Linked DNA regions of Homo sapiens: all the other regions are linked to region 1. Evidence: chromatin loops called from intact Hi-C (ENCODE). Cell type or tissue: chondrocyte. All regions are shown on one strand.

Region 1 (2,500 bases):
AGGCCCCATCCTTTCCCAGTTGACTGGGCAGAGCATGGGGACAGCCATGTGTTCCTGCTGGCATCCTGTCCCGGAAGAGAAGGGGGCAGTGTGTGCTCCTTGATGGGAGGAGAGGGGATGGGGACGGGGGACTATCAGTCACTCTGGGCTCTCCTAAATGGATACCCCAAGGATTCTTGAGGGTAGAGACAAAGCCCTCAGAGTTGGCCTGTGCCCCCAGGGCTGTGGTATGTGGGTGTGTGTGTAACCTGAAGACCTTCCTCACTGTCCTGGGCCCTGAGTACCCCTGAGGAAACATGACATTGCCTTGGGGTGGCAGACCCAGTGTTGAGCCCTAGTGGGGCGGGATGGCTATACACTCCAGTGTCATCTCCCTTTCTCCTGAGGGTGAGGCGCAAGAGCATGGGTTCAGAGTAGGAACCCCACTCTGTGGGTCTCAGACCCAGCACTTCCTGTGTCTCTGCTACCACCTGGCAGGCCAGGGCAATAGCTCCTGCAGACCTCAGAGGTTTCTGGAAAGGAGGAGCACCAGACATGCCCCACCACTCTCCAGTGCGTCCTGACAACATGCTGGCTGGCAACATCTCACCTGAGCCACCAGCCACAGCCACAGGTTTGCAGGAGGCCTCTGGTCTGCAGGGGCAGGAAGGGCTCACTGAGGTCCTGCACAGCCTGGGGAGGGGTGGAGAGTGCCTTGGAGTTGGGCGCAGCCTGGCCCTGCCACTGTCAGCCTTGGGGCTAAGCTGGGTTTCTAAGGGTTACACCTGATACCCCGGAGCTGAGGCAGCCCAACTTGTGCTCTCCAGTGTGGCTAGGCTCTTGGTCCCTGCTTTCATGCAAAACCCTCCTCAGCCTTCAAAGTCCACTTCCTTCTGGCAGCCATCCTGGCCAAAACCAGCAGGCCAGGGCTCCGGGCTCCAGCAGTTTGCCTGCGTGGTGGTCAATTGTCTGTGGGTTCCTTCTACATCCTAGTGCCATGTGGATGATCCTTCATTCCTCCCATACTTCTCAGTCTTCCCCTAGGGGTGCAGTGGTGGTTGGGAGAAATGAGGGCTCTGCCCATGACACCCAAAGTTGCCATCTACTGCAAGGGATGTATGTACCGGGTCGTGAGGTGAGACTGGGGATGGTCCTCATCCTGAGAGCAGTGGTGGATAGCCACATGTGAGATTAAAAAGACTACTCTGGGTGGCAGACAGGGGTGGGCAGAGATCTAAGACATTTAGGAGGTCCTGGGGGATTGGGGGGCACCATCCAGGTGGTGCCCTCCCTGGACAGGTCTGGGGGAAGGAGAAAGGTGATGGAATTTGATATGCCTATTCATGACCTCCATCCAGCTGAGGTGAGTGTCCCCTCCAGCCCAGGGGGTCAGTGCCTCTAAAGCCAGGAGCTGGGCTGGGACAGACCTTGCAGCCACTGGGACCTCTGCTGGCCTCTATTGGGAGCCGCAATCCGGATCCTCCGTGGGAGGGGCCCCAGCACTGGGAGGGCATTGCTGAGGTCAGGGCTGTGCCCAGGCTGAGCTGCCCAGAAGTGGTTGGCCTGTTTATTTGTCCCCAGGTAGTTGCATTCGTGTCCACACTAGTTCCACTTCTCTTTCAGCCCACCCCACCTCCCTCCTGCACCAGCATGGCTGAGTGAGGGGCCTGCTCCTCCCCATCCCACTCTCTGCCTGTGCCAGCCTGGTGATGCCCATGGCCTTGGGCCTTTCAGTGGCTCCTCCTCCAAGCCCCCTCCTCCAGCCCCACCCTTCGGGGCTATCTGGCCACACCTGGACAGAGTCTGCCTGCCCTCCCTCAGTGAGCCTGTGGGCCGCATGTGGCCTGCTCCCCAAAGAACGGAGGTGCCCGCTCCCTGCTTAGGCCTTCTGCCAGCTCTCAAGTCCCCAAAAGACAAACATCCTCACTAGGACCTGGCTACACACGGGACATTTGTGCTCCCTGCCCAACTTCCAGAGTCGGTCTGCCCCAGTTGCCCCCCGGGGACCCGCACCCTGCTGCCTCCCAGTCCAAGTCCAGCTTCCCCGCTGGCTCCCTAGGGCCTGTCCCTCTGTCTTGCTCCCTTCCCACACCTTCCTTCTGCTCTGTGCTGTTACCCACCTTACCTGATGCAGGAGTTCCCACTCTCTAGCCCCAGCCTCTCCTGGAAATCCGACAGCCAGCAGAATCCACCGCCCAGGCTCCCCCAGCCCCCTTCACTCCTCAACTAGGACTGCAGGGTTTCCATCCCGGGGGTCTCCTTCTGTCTTTACCTCTACTTCCTACCGCAGTCCACAGCCTGGCCATTCTACTTCCTCTGTATCTCTCCCATCCGTCCCTACGGAGACCCCTTCCCCCAGGCCTCTGGTCCGGACCGAGTCTACCACAGGCCTCAAGCATCCTGCTCGGTCCGCCCCTTGCGAGCTCTGAGTGCGCAGGAGTGCGCAGGGGGAGCTGACCGCACACCCCAGCACTACAAGGACTTCGCGGTGGGGTGCTGTGGAGTTGGCTTTCGGCCTCGA
Region 2 (2,500 bases), 260 kb before region 1:
AATATAGTAGAAATAATTTCAAATCACAATACTTGAAAAAAGCAGCTTGTCAAATTGGCAAAGAAAAAAGTGTCAAATGCTATGTACAAGTTTCTGGCAATATGGCAAATTATGTATCCTGAAAAACTAAAAATGCTGTTTACAATACTGGGGAGTGGATCTAAATCCATGAGCTGTAAGAAAGGAAGGAATCTTTGGAGGCTGAAAAGCCAGTCAAGCTCCTACATGACATGGGAGACAGACGACGAACCCACGAGCTTCATCCCTTGAGGAGTTTATTAGGCGACCTTGGTCTACACTCTCAGGAGAGGAGTGCACCAGAAATAAAGCCGGTGCCCTGGAGTCCACCTGGAGCCAGGCGCGGGGCGCTGCACTTAGGTTGGCAGCAGCCCGTTAGCGCGCAGCTCCAGCAGCGGGGACAGCGTGTAGCGCAGGCGGCGCAGCGTCGTCTCCGAGGTGAGGCTCCAGAGCCACGCGGAGACGGCGCCGGGGTCCAACAGCACCGTCCAGAGCAGCGACAGCCCCAGGAAGAGGAGCGGCAGCGTCAGCAGCGCCTGCAGGGCGAAAGGCGGGCAGGTGGGCGGCGGCTCGGGCGGGCACGTGGGGGACCGCGGCCGCGCCCACCGCCCTGCTCACCTGATGGCCAGCGCGCGAGGACCGCCGAACAGCCGCGTCTCCTGCGGGGAGAGAGGGCCGCATCCAGCTACCTCCGCGCCCGCGGCGCCGGCCCGGTTTCCAGGAGGAGGGGGAGGCGGTACCGCGGGGGGGATGGGGAGGGGTGTCCCGCTCCAGCCCACCCCGCCCGGACCCGCGCAGGCGCTCACTCGGTCCGCCCTGGCCATCTCCTCCATGAGCGACTCGGTGCTGTACTGCACTCTGCGAAGCTGCCCGTCACACCTGCGGGGACAGGCATGCAGGTGGGAGCCCAGCCCGGCCCGGCCCCACAGTGCCCCGCCGCGCCCGCAAGCCCAACTCCCTTACAGTTCCCGGCCACTCTGCCAGGCGTCCAGCTCCTCCGCAGCCTCCATCACCTTCACCTGCACCTCCTGGAGCGGGTGAGAGTGCGGACTGAGGCCTCGGGGAGGCGTCCTGGCGGTGGGTTGGGAGACTTACCGCCCCAGGTCTGGGGGAGGAGAGGCGGGAGGCACCTTGGCGTCTGAGTGGGGCCGCACCTGCAGGACTACGGTCTGCTCCTGGAATATGGCCCAGGCCTCCGCTGTCTGCAGCGCGTCCTGGGTGTGGACACCCGGGTTAGACTCGGCGGGGGCGGGGCGACAGGCCCTTCCCCATCCACACTCGAAAGCCTACCCTCCTCCAACAGAACCCGCTTCTGCCCTCACCTGCTGCAGCTTCTCCTCCTGCAAGGCGCATTTGGTCTCCGCCAGCTCCAGTTCATTCTTGAGAAGGACCCAGGGAATGTCAGGAGGTCCGCAGGCCGGCAACCCGCTGCGCCTCCGGGCCCCGCCCCCGGCCCTCAGTGCCCGCCCCCAGGCGATCATGACCCCGCCCACGTCCTCAGGACCAGTCGTAAGCAACGCCCCAGCTGGTCATGGCCCCGCCCCCTCCGCGCTCCGCCCGTATCTAGCCCTCAGGGCCCCGCCCCCAGGCGATTATGCCCCGCCCACATCCCCGCCCCGCCCACGCCTTCAGGGCCTGCCTTAAGCCACACCCCCAGGTGGTCACGGCCCCGCTCACGCTGCTGCTCCGCCCCTACTAAAGACCTCAGGGTCCCGCTCAAGCACCTGCAGCGTCACCAATTGGGCTGCGAGTTGCTGCTCCGTGCTCTTCTGGCTCTGCAGTTCCCCTCCGTAGTAGAAGAGCTAGGGGCGGGGCTCGTAAGGACGGGGTTTACCGGGCTTCTGGAGGAACGAGTGTCAGGGGAGACAGGGACGGGGAGGCAATGAGAGCGAGGGCAAGGGCAGGACTTCCGAGAGGAACCAAGAGACAGGCCCTCCCATCTCCTGCACGTACCTGACTCGACAGCTCCTCCCACTGCCCTGCAGCTGCCTGCTGTGCTGCTCCTGCGGACAGGGTCCTGGGGCGGTGCCGGCCTCACCGCCGGTCCTACCTCACCCCACCCCCGGATCCTGCCCCCTTCCGCCCGCCCTGCCCCACCCCACCCTGGGTCCAGCCCCATTCCAGGACTCTTCCTCACCAAGTCCTCCTTGTGGCGCTCCGCCTCCTCCAGTCTTCTGCGCACCCGCTGCGCGCGCTCCCGCGCCGCCTCGCGCACCTCCCCTTGCAGAAGCAGCGCTTCCTGGCTTCGCCTCCGCAGCAGCCTGCAGAGGGAAACTGAGGTTGGCGCTACAAGGCGGACTGGGTCGCTCAGGATCCCGCAGTCGCCAGGAAGGACCAGCCGCAGGCTCATGATTGAGGACTGGGAAGTCCTGGCCGAGTCCCCCACCTGGGTCCGCTGGGTGGATCACCCGTTCCCAAGGGCCTAGAGCAGAGATGCGGGCCCGGGCGGATCAGCCTGGTACTCTGCGAAGCACCTCGCGGC
Region 3 (2,500 bases), 130 kb before region 1:
TCTGAAGCCTCTGCAACGATGCTTGCTTTGCCCCTATAGGTCAGTGGCATGAGCCTCACGGTGACGGTCAAGGTCTGCTTGTCAGCAGGAGAAGGAAAAGTGTGGCTGCAGATGCACTGTCAGCTCTGGGAGAGGGGTGCCAAGATCCAGAGAAGCCCAGCTAGCTGAGGCCTGAAGGGGTGGGAGGGTGGTGGGGCCCTTTGGGGCTTTCCTCTCCCAACCAAGACCTGCTGTGAGGGCAGATGTTTAACACGTCTAGACTCTCTATGGAAACCATGGGAAGCTGAACAACTTCTGAGAAGCAGTGCTGCTAACATGACATCACCATCACCTCATGCAACACCAGCTGGAGGTCGACTAACACTGAGCCCAGAACCCAAGACACAGAGGTAAACAGGAGGCACATGTGTCCTCAGCCAAAATGGCCCACAATGGCTCAAGTAGTCCCAAGCCTCAGAGTGTTCGTCTCACTTCTTGCTTCAGCTCACTCTTGTTTGAATCCCTCGCAGCCCCTGAACTACACAGGAGGCCCACCGCCAGATGCCCAAGCCCAAATGGAAGGGCTCGATCACAGAACCTTCCTAGTGAGTCAGGGCCTGTTTCTCCTGCCTGTCCCAGACTTTTGTTTTCCTTTTTTATTTTTATTTTTTTTGAGACGGAGTCTCACTGCTGCCCAGGCTGGAGCGCAGCGGCGCGATCTCGGCTCACTGCAACCTCCGCCTCCCAGGTTCTAGCGATTCTCCTGCCTCAGCCTCTCAAATAGCTGGGATTATAGGTGTACGCCACCATGTCCAGCTAATTTTTTGTATTTTTAGTAGAGATGGGGTTTCACCATGCTGGCCAGGCTGGTCTTGAACTCCTGATGATCCGCCTGCCTTGGCCTCCCAAAGTGCTGGGATTACAGGCATGAGCCACTGGGCCCGGCCTTGTCCCAGACTTTTTGAGAAGCCCATGGAAAAGGGCAGGCACACGTGTCAAGAGAACCCTCGGCTGGCTCCGGGCACTGCACCCAGCATTGTGGCTGATGCCAGCCCAGGGCTCACGCTGCAGGAGGGAGGCCAAGAGCAGGAACAGGGGACCTGGTACCTGTTGCTGATTTTGATGATGCAATTTAATTAGATGCTGCTGCTGCTGCTGCTGCTGCTGGAGCTGCTGCTGCTGCTGCACTACTGCTTGGAACTGCTGCTGCATGGCACTCTGCTGAGCCTGGAACTGCTGCTGTTGCTGCTGCTGCTGCTGCTGCTGTAGCGCCGCCTGCTGCTGCTGCTGGAACTGCTGCTGTTGCTGCTGCTGCTGCAGCGCCACCTGCTGGAGCTGCAGCTGGGCTGAGAAAAGACCAGAGTCGCCAGTCAGTCCACAGGGCAGATTCCCAGAAACGCTGCAGGGCTGCACAGCAAGGGACAAAACAGCCAGCAAAAGCCCCACTGCCACGGCTGCCGCTGGAATCTGAACGTTCCATTTACCACAGACAGAAAGATAGAATACGAAGTAGCATTTGTGTTGATTTTGGGATTTCCTATCATGAGTTACTCTATAATAACCAAAGACAAAAGAAAAGGGACAACTAAGTCTTTTGGATAAATAAGAAGCCTAGACTCTGGCAATCAGTAATCTCCTCTCTGTCTCTATGGATTGGCCACTTCCGGACTCTTTGTACGAATGGCATCGAACATGTGCTCTTTTGTGACTAGCTTCTTTAGCATAATATTTACGAGTTCGCCCATGTCGTGGCATGTTATCAGTTTTTCTGTGTTATTTTTATCGCCAAATAATATTCTACTACACCGATTTCCTGTGATGAACATTTGCGCTGCTTCTACTTTGTGGCTATTATGAAAACTGCTTATATGAACAGTCAATTACAAGATTTTCTGAGGTGAGGTTTCTTTTGGGGTGAACATAAAAATGTTCTAAAATTGTGCTGATGGCTGCACAACTCTGTGGATTACACTAAAACCTACCGAGTGGAGCACTTCAGATGGGTGAATTGTATGCTAATGAGAATTATGTCTCAATAAAGCTGTATTAAAGAAATATAGAGAGATCCTTTGTATACTTTGCCCAGTTTCCTCCAATGGTAACATTCTACAAACTTACAAGGTATCACAACCACGATGTGTGCTCACTTGTGTGGGTGTGTGTACTAAGTTCTGGACAATTTAACCACCTGGGTGGGTTCAGTCACCACCAGTCAATACACTACACAGTCCCCACACCACAAGGATCCCTCGTGTTGCCACCTCTCTCAGCAACCCTGACCCGCAAACTCTGGCAACCACTGCAGCATCCTCCATTTCTAAAATTTTGTCATTTCAAAATTATACATAATATTTCAAAAATGGAACCATACAGTATGAACCTTTTTGGGATCGGCTTTTTACATTCAGCATACAGGTTGTAGTTCTAGCAACAGTACTGCCAGGGTATTCCATGGTACAAGCACCTCACAGTGTGTTTAACCGTCTACATGAAGGACATTTGGGTAACTGTAGATTTGGGC

The links. Hi-C counts contacts between places; a loop is a spot of excess contacts. Peaks named below come from ENCODE experiments on the same cell type or tissue, not always from the same donor. Only the 100,000 strongest peaks of a DNase experiment are listed, where the experiment ranks them.
Region 2: a loop joins it to region 1, with 4 times the contacts of the local background. A loop is called at or near these places in 6 of 110 quality-filtered maps.
Region 3: it touches region 1 in a loop (2.7-fold over the local background); 14 of 110 quality-filtered maps call a loop at or near these places.

What each region holds. Positions count from the first base shown.
Region 1 is chr22:20,438,263-20,440,762 of GRCh38, reverse strand. LOC107985588 (a long non-coding RNA gene) reads right to left here. Exons shown (of 2, transcript XR_001755623.2): 1 at 2,252-2,500. Among named protein-coding and RNA genes, the nearest start is that of SCARF2, 1.7 kb to the right of the region's middle. In chondrocyte, CTCF peaks have their summits at 1,199 and 1,401 (motif pointing left); DNase peaks (open chromatin) are centred at 592, 1,702, 1,742, 2,012 and 1 weaker place.
Region 2 is chr22:20,702,365-20,704,864 of GRCh38, reverse strand. It overlaps the pseudogene TMEM191A. Among named protein-coding and RNA genes, the nearest start is that of SERPIND1, 70 kb to the left of the region's middle. RefSeq lists silencers at 1,197-1,346, 2,077-2,146 and enhancers at 1,066-1,638, 1,737-1,846. In chondrocyte, CTCF peaks have their summits at 994 and 1,247; a DNase peak (open chromatin) is centred at 1,560.
Region 3 is chr22:20,563,275-20,565,774 of GRCh38, reverse strand. It overlaps MED15 (mediator complex subunit 15), which reads right to left. Exons shown (of 18, transcript NM_001003891.3): 6 at 1,087-1,325. Among named protein-coding and RNA genes, the nearest start is that of MED15, 57 kb to the right of the region's middle. RefSeq lists an enhancer at 1,148-1,197. In chondrocyte, CTCF peaks have their summits at 1,058 and 1,275 (motif pointing left); DNase peaks (open chromatin) are centred at 74, 1,084 and 1,284.